2 separate regions of the Homo sapiens genome follow, and region 2 is linked to region 1. Evidence: chromatin contacts called from ENCODE Hi-C or POLR2A ChIA-PET data. All regions are on one chromosome and are shown on one strand. Each heading gives the region's core, a stretch centred on a gene start or an enhancer-like site at or near the end of the contact. The rest is flanking DNA. Distances are from core to core; before and after follow the strand shown. Region 1 holds the start of LEFTY2 (left-right determination factor 2). Region 2 has its middle 21 kb from the start of SDE2.

What was found. Hi-C counts contacts between places; a loop is a spot of excess contacts on that map. ChIA-PET counts read pairs that join two places held with the same protein, here RNA polymerase II (POLR2A). Pooled maps may share reads with other maps.
Region 2: a loop to region 1 is called in a map with no recorded cell type, with 4 times the contacts of the local background. The contact joins the enhancer-like site here to the promoter of LEFTY2 in region 1. A Hi-C loop is called at or near these places in 1 of 168 maps with a recorded cell type or tissue (breast epithelium), 2 of 37 single-sample maps with no recorded cell type and 3 of 50 pooled maps. POLR2A ChIA-PET finds 5 or more read pairs at or near these places in 13 of 52 experiments (A673, AG04450, GM10248 and 9 more).

Annotation. Positions count from the first base shown.
Region 1 is chr1:225,939,970-225,942,966 of GRCh38, forward strand. It overlaps LEFTY2 (left-right determination factor 2), which reads right to left and starts at 1,251. Exons shown (of 4, transcript NM_003240.5): 1 at 922-1,251; 2 at 1-33. The coding sequence starts at 1,171. RefSeq lists a silencer at 2,770-2,829.
Region 2 is chr1:225,976,759-225,979,607 of GRCh38, forward strand. No RefSeq gene overlaps it. Among named protein-coding and RNA genes, the nearest start is that of SDE2, 21 kb to the right of the region's middle. Within about 2 kb of position 1,478, at least 3 of the 41 ENCODE cell types and tissues checked have a DNase peak (open chromatin) inside an H3K27ac peak, as active enhancers do; they include OCI-LY7, where a contact is called at or near this core.

The DNA of each region.
Region 1 (2,997 bases), core at 1-2,500:
TGGCCTCCGACGCCAGGAACCTGCCGGCCACCTCTGGGGACAAGAGCAGGGTCAGCAGGGCCTCCCCGGACTCCAGCGGAGCTCTGAGGATGGCAGGGCCACTGAGCTGGCAGCCAGGCCAGGAGACACCGGCCCTGTTCTATCTCTGGGGCAAACCCAGTTTACAAATCTTCCTTGGATCTGGGCCTTGTTTAGTAACAATTTCCATCCAGCAGGCAGGGGGGCCTGTGGGACCCTGGCTAGCAAGTTTGCCTCAGCTGAGATGCTGGGAGCAGAATCCTCACCCAGGTGCCTGGCACTGGCTCTAGCTCTGGGCACTGAGGAGCTAGGGAGGCGAGAGGCTGCAGGAGGATTCAGGCCCAGTTGCACCCCTGACAGCCAGGTATAACCCAGGTAGTCTACTTAGGTATTTTTCAGTTATCCAAACACGCTTCTATCCACAAGGACTCACTTTGACGTTCACAGTGCTGGGAGATGGCGAAGACATAGTCATACCCCTGTTCCAGATGAGCACATGGTGGAGAGAGGATTTTAAAGCCATTTACTCAAGGTCAGGCTCAGACCAGAGTGGCAGTGTGAAAACATACCCTGGGAGTCCAGCTGCACCAAGTGCCTTGAGGCACACACTCACCTGCTCCCCCAGCTCTACTTTCTCTCCTCTACCCTCCCCTTCTCTGAAGTCTTGGTTTTTCCAGCAGGTCTAGCCTGGTGCACCTCCCCTGGGCTGGAGGGGGGCCTCAGTGCACAGCTGGAGACCCTGGACCCAGGCCCGGCTCCTCCTCACTGCTCCTTGGACCGTGGCCCTCACACAGCCTCCCACAGAGTCCCAAAAGGCCAGGGGCCCTTCGACACCTCCAGAGTGGGCACAACCGGCCTGCCCCCGACCATGGGACCGGGGCCAGCAGGGAGGGAGGGTCTCACCTCGGAAGCTCTGGCTGAACCTCTTTCCGCGGGAGCGGTCCCCGTGGCTGCGCCGCAGCAGGACTACATACTGGGCCCTCACGTGGGCGGGGATGACCAGCTTCTCCATGTCGGCCCTGTCCAGTACGGGCACCTCGCTGAGCTGCAGCTGCCGCAGCAGGCTGCCCAGGAGCTGCTCCTCGGTCAGGGCCGCCCCGGGGCCAGCCAGGGGCAGCACCCAGAGTGCCCAGCAGAGCCACAGGGGCCACATGGTGCTGCCCTGGGGGAGCAGGAGGCAGAGTGGGGCTGTCCTCTAGGGAGGTTGAAGGAGGGTCTCAGGCAGCTGGGTGTGCTGAGAGCCAGGCTGGGCCAGCTTTATAGCTGGCCCTGGGCTGGCCTGGGGTGAAGGGAAGAGGGAGGGAGGGAGGGAGGGAGGTCACACCCCTGGGACCTCCTGGGAGCTCACAGCCAGACAGGTCCCTGAGCCTGGAGGAGGGGGCTGTCTAGAAAGGACAGGGCTGTCTGGATGCCACCCAGGCCTGGGGCCTCTGGCTGTGCTGTCAGCAGCTTGACAATATTTTTAGTGCCTGTTGAATTTTCCTGGCCTTACCCCAGCCCTGTTCTATGAAAAAGTGAGTCTATTCTGTGAAAAACAAAGTCCTGCTAGCCAGCTGCTTAAATCTCTTTAAGTCTCTTCTGGAGGCTGGGCTGGGTCCAGGTCTGCAAATCATAAAGGAAGGGCGGGAAGGATTCTGCCTTCCTGCTGGTTCTGGCCACATTCACAGAAGCCCCTTGGTCATCTCCCTCCAACCTACACTCCTTGCACACCCCCTGCCTCTCCCCACACCAGGGGTCCCTCAGGGTTGTCGCACCGTCCTTGCCCTCCCCCCATGACATCCTCTGTCTAGACACGGTCAGGACACAAATCTGGCAGCTCTACTGTCTTTAGGAGTCCCAGGAACAGCAATTTCAGCAAGTGCCTTTGCAGTCACGTGACCACAGCACAGGAGTCCTCCCTTCAGACAGCAGAATTATTCTGGGGTGTGCTCTCCCCAGTGAGCTGGCTGGCCGGTTCATGCCACCAGCACTCAGCTGGAGCCCAGGTCATTTCCAGACACAGACAAGGGACAGGGACTTAGAAAGCAGAGGCCAGAGCTGCCCAAAGGCATGGCCTGTCCAAAGCCACAGGTACTGGGGGCAGATTGAGGTGGGAGCCCCCCTGTGTCTCTTCAAACACACATTTTAGACTGGCCACGTTCAAATATGAGAACTGCCATCTGCTAACTGTTTGACCTGCTAGCAAGTGAGTTAACTTCTCAGTGCCTCAGTTTCCTCATCTACAGAAAGAGGGTGATGATCATAAGGTCTTCTTCATAGGGTTAGTGTGAAGATTAAATGCATTAATACATGCAGGATGTTTCACCCAGTGTCTAGTGACAGGTAAACACTCTGTAAGGGTTTGCTATCATTATTATCTGCCTGAAATCTGCATTCACAGGGTCGTGGCTTTTTGCATTTTTTTTTTTTTTTTGACGTAGCCTCACTCTGTCACCCAGGCTAGAGTGCAGTGGCGCGATCTAGGCTCACTGCAACCTCTGCCTCCTGGGTTCAAGCAATTCTCCTGCCTCGGCCTCCCGAGTAGCTGGGACTACAGGCGCATGCCACGCCCGGCTAATTTTTTGTATTTTTAGTAGAGATGGGGTTTCACCGTGTCAGCCAGAATGGTCTCGATCCCCTGACCTGGTGATCCGCCTGCCTTGGCCTCCCAGAGTGCTGGGATTACAGGCATGAGCCACCGTGCCGGGCCAGGTCGTGGCTTTTTATAAAACTCTCAACAACAATAATAGCACACATTTCCTGAGTGCATGTGCCAGTCATTGTTCTAAGCTCTGAATGTGTATTCACACAGCCCTTAGGAGGCAGGTGTCAGTTTCAGGTGCATCTTGCAGATGCAAGGTCAGACCACTGCCTGGGGAAGTGACCTGCTCGCCAACCTCAATGAAGGGCTTGGGAGCTAAATGGAGCCTCTGTCTCTGTAGGCATCTCCTTCTGGCACTGGCATAGGGGATTTGAGGATGTGCAGGGGGAAGCTCTTCC
Region 2 (2,849 bases), core at 228-2,727, 37 kb after region 1:
TGTTGTTTTATAAATATGTTAGTACACTGGATTCATTCAATAGATATTCATGGAGCACATTTTAGGTATCCGGCACTAATAAAACAGATCAACTCTCTGCCCTGGCAGAGCTTATTTTCTGAGGGGAGAGGGACATTTAACTAAAAAAAAAAAATATGATAAGGGGTAATAAGTACTATTAAAACAAAACAAAACAAAACAAAACCTGTCAGGACCTGGCACGGTGGCTCACGCTTGTAATCCCAGGACTTTGGGACGCCGAGGCGGGCGGATCACGAGGTCAGGAGTTCAAGACCAGCCTGACCAACACAGTGAAACCATGTCTCTACTAAAAATACAAAAATTAGCCAGGCGTGGTGGCACGCACCTGTAGTCTTAGCTACTCAGGAGGCTCAGGCAGGAGAATTGCTTGAAGCCAGGAGGCGGAGCTTGCAGTGAGCCGAGATCGCGCCACTGCACTCCAGCCTGGGCGACAGAGCAAGGCTCCATCTCAAAAAAATAAAACTGTCGGCCAGGCGCGGTGGGAGGCCGAGATGGGCAGATCACCTGAGGTCAGGAGTTTGAGACCAGCCTGGCCAACACAGCAAAACCCCGTCTCTACTAAAAATACAATCAATCAATCAATAGCTGGGCGTGGTAGCGCACACCTGTAGTCTCAATTACTTGGGAGGCTGAGGCAGAATTGCTTGAACTCCGGAGGCACAGATTGCAGTGAGCTGAGACGGCACCACTGCACTCCAGCCTGGGCGACACAGCGAGGCTGTCTCAAAAAAACAAAACAACCAACCAGTCAGGAAAGAAAGTGATGGGGGTGGGGGTTGCCATTTTAAACCGAGTGAAAGGTGAGAGAGTCTTCCCTGGGGACGTCTGGAAAAAGACTGTTCTGGAAGGAGGGACAGTCTGTGCCACGCCAGGGGAGCACAGTGTGTTTGGTTGGTTCAGGAAACAGCAAGGAGGCCCCGGGGGCTGTGGTGGAGTGAGGAGGAGTAGATGAGGTCAGAGAGGGGAGAGGCGTGCAGCCTGAGAGGGGATTGCTGGCCACTGCAAGTGCGTGGGCTTGTACTCCAAGGCCGATGGAGGGCTCTGACAGATGAGTGACATCATGTGGGGTGCACCCCCAAATGTTTTACTAATCAGACATGCACAATTAATGTTTGCAGGCTGGAGGGCTGCAGAATAAACTCCACAACAAGCCCACTGTTTCCTCACTGAGGCTCGCAGTTGGAAGAGGCAGCCTGTGAGCCGTCTTCGAAGTTAAGTACCAGCCTGGCAACACAGTGAGACCTTGTCTCTGCAAGTAATTTTTAAAAGATTAGCCGGGCAAGGTGGCACATGCCTGTGGTCCCAGCCCGAGCGGTGGAGGCTGCAGTGAACTGTGATTGTGCCACTACACTCCAGCATGAGTTACATAGCGAGACCTCATCTCAAAAAAAAAAAAAGCAGAACTTCAACAAGGAGAGATGGGACATACCAGGCTAATCGCCATTCCTACACTACCCCGTAATTGGACCAAAAGATCTACTTAGTAAACTGAGGGATCCAGCACTACGGTATGGTGCAATACCCAGTATCACACTCCTGTTTTCATTGAGCATTTGTCTACAACTCCTAATTCTTACTACTTTTTTGCAAGATGCTTTAAAGTATGTTTGTCACCCCCATGCAAATTTCAGCTATGCCTCACAGCTCAATTCATAAAATTAAACAGATACCGCAGTTTGCCAGATGAGGTCACCCAGCCCCACACCAGCAAGGCCAAGGTTAGGACTCACAGACCACAGCTCTCGCACTTGTTTCTGCACCTCTGCCAGCCTGGCATGTAAGGAGTCCCCACAGGAAAGACATCTGACTGGTCATAACGCTTTTATTTTACATATATTCCACTTATCACAAGGGTGGCTGAGGGAAGGGCAGAGCGTGCTAAAAGCCCCAAGTCCTCCCAGCCTCATGTGGCTTTGATTCAGCTCTGTACACGTGTGTTTGGATTAAGGTGGACAGTTCTGCTGTGCTCACTGCCTTGCCTTAAGATGTGTTCTAGAGGGGCACTGCCTAATACAGGAGCTCAAAGTCACACGGGGCTATTAAGCACCTGGAATGTAGCCACTGTGAATTGAAAAGTGCTGTAAGTATAAAATACACACCAGATTTCAGACTTAGCACAAAAATGTAAACTATCTCAATAATTTTCTATTATTGAAATATTTTGAATATTTTTGGGTTAAATAAAATATATTGCTAAAATTAATTTCACCTGCTTCTTTGTAATTTTTTTTTTTTTTTTTTTTTTTTTTTTTTGAGATGAGGTCTCACTCTGTCGCCCAGGCTGGAGTTGCAGTGACGCCTTCAAAGTTCACTGTATCATTGGCCGGGCGTGGTGGCTCATGCCTATAATCCCAGCACTCTGGGAGGCTGAGGCATGCAGATCACCTGAGGTCAGGAGTTCAATACCAGCCTGGCCAACATGGTGAAACTCTATCTCTACAAAAAAAATACAAAAATTAGCTGGGCGTTGTGGCACGTGCCTGTAAGTCCAGTTACTCAGGAGGCTGAGGCAGGAGAATCACTTGAACTCGAGAGGCGGAGGTTGCAGTGAGCCAAGATCATGCCACTGCACTCCAGCCTGGGCAGCAGAGTGAGATTCCATCTCAAAAAAAAAAAAAAAAAAATTTCACTGCAGCCTCCAACTCCTGGACTCAAGCAATCCTCCCACCTCAGCCTCCCAAGTAGCTGGAACTATAGGCACGCACAACCACACCTGGCTAATTCTTTGTACTTTTTAATGACTGAAAGAAAATGTAAAATTACATTATCTGGCTCATGTTACATTTCTATTGGACAATGGTGCTGTA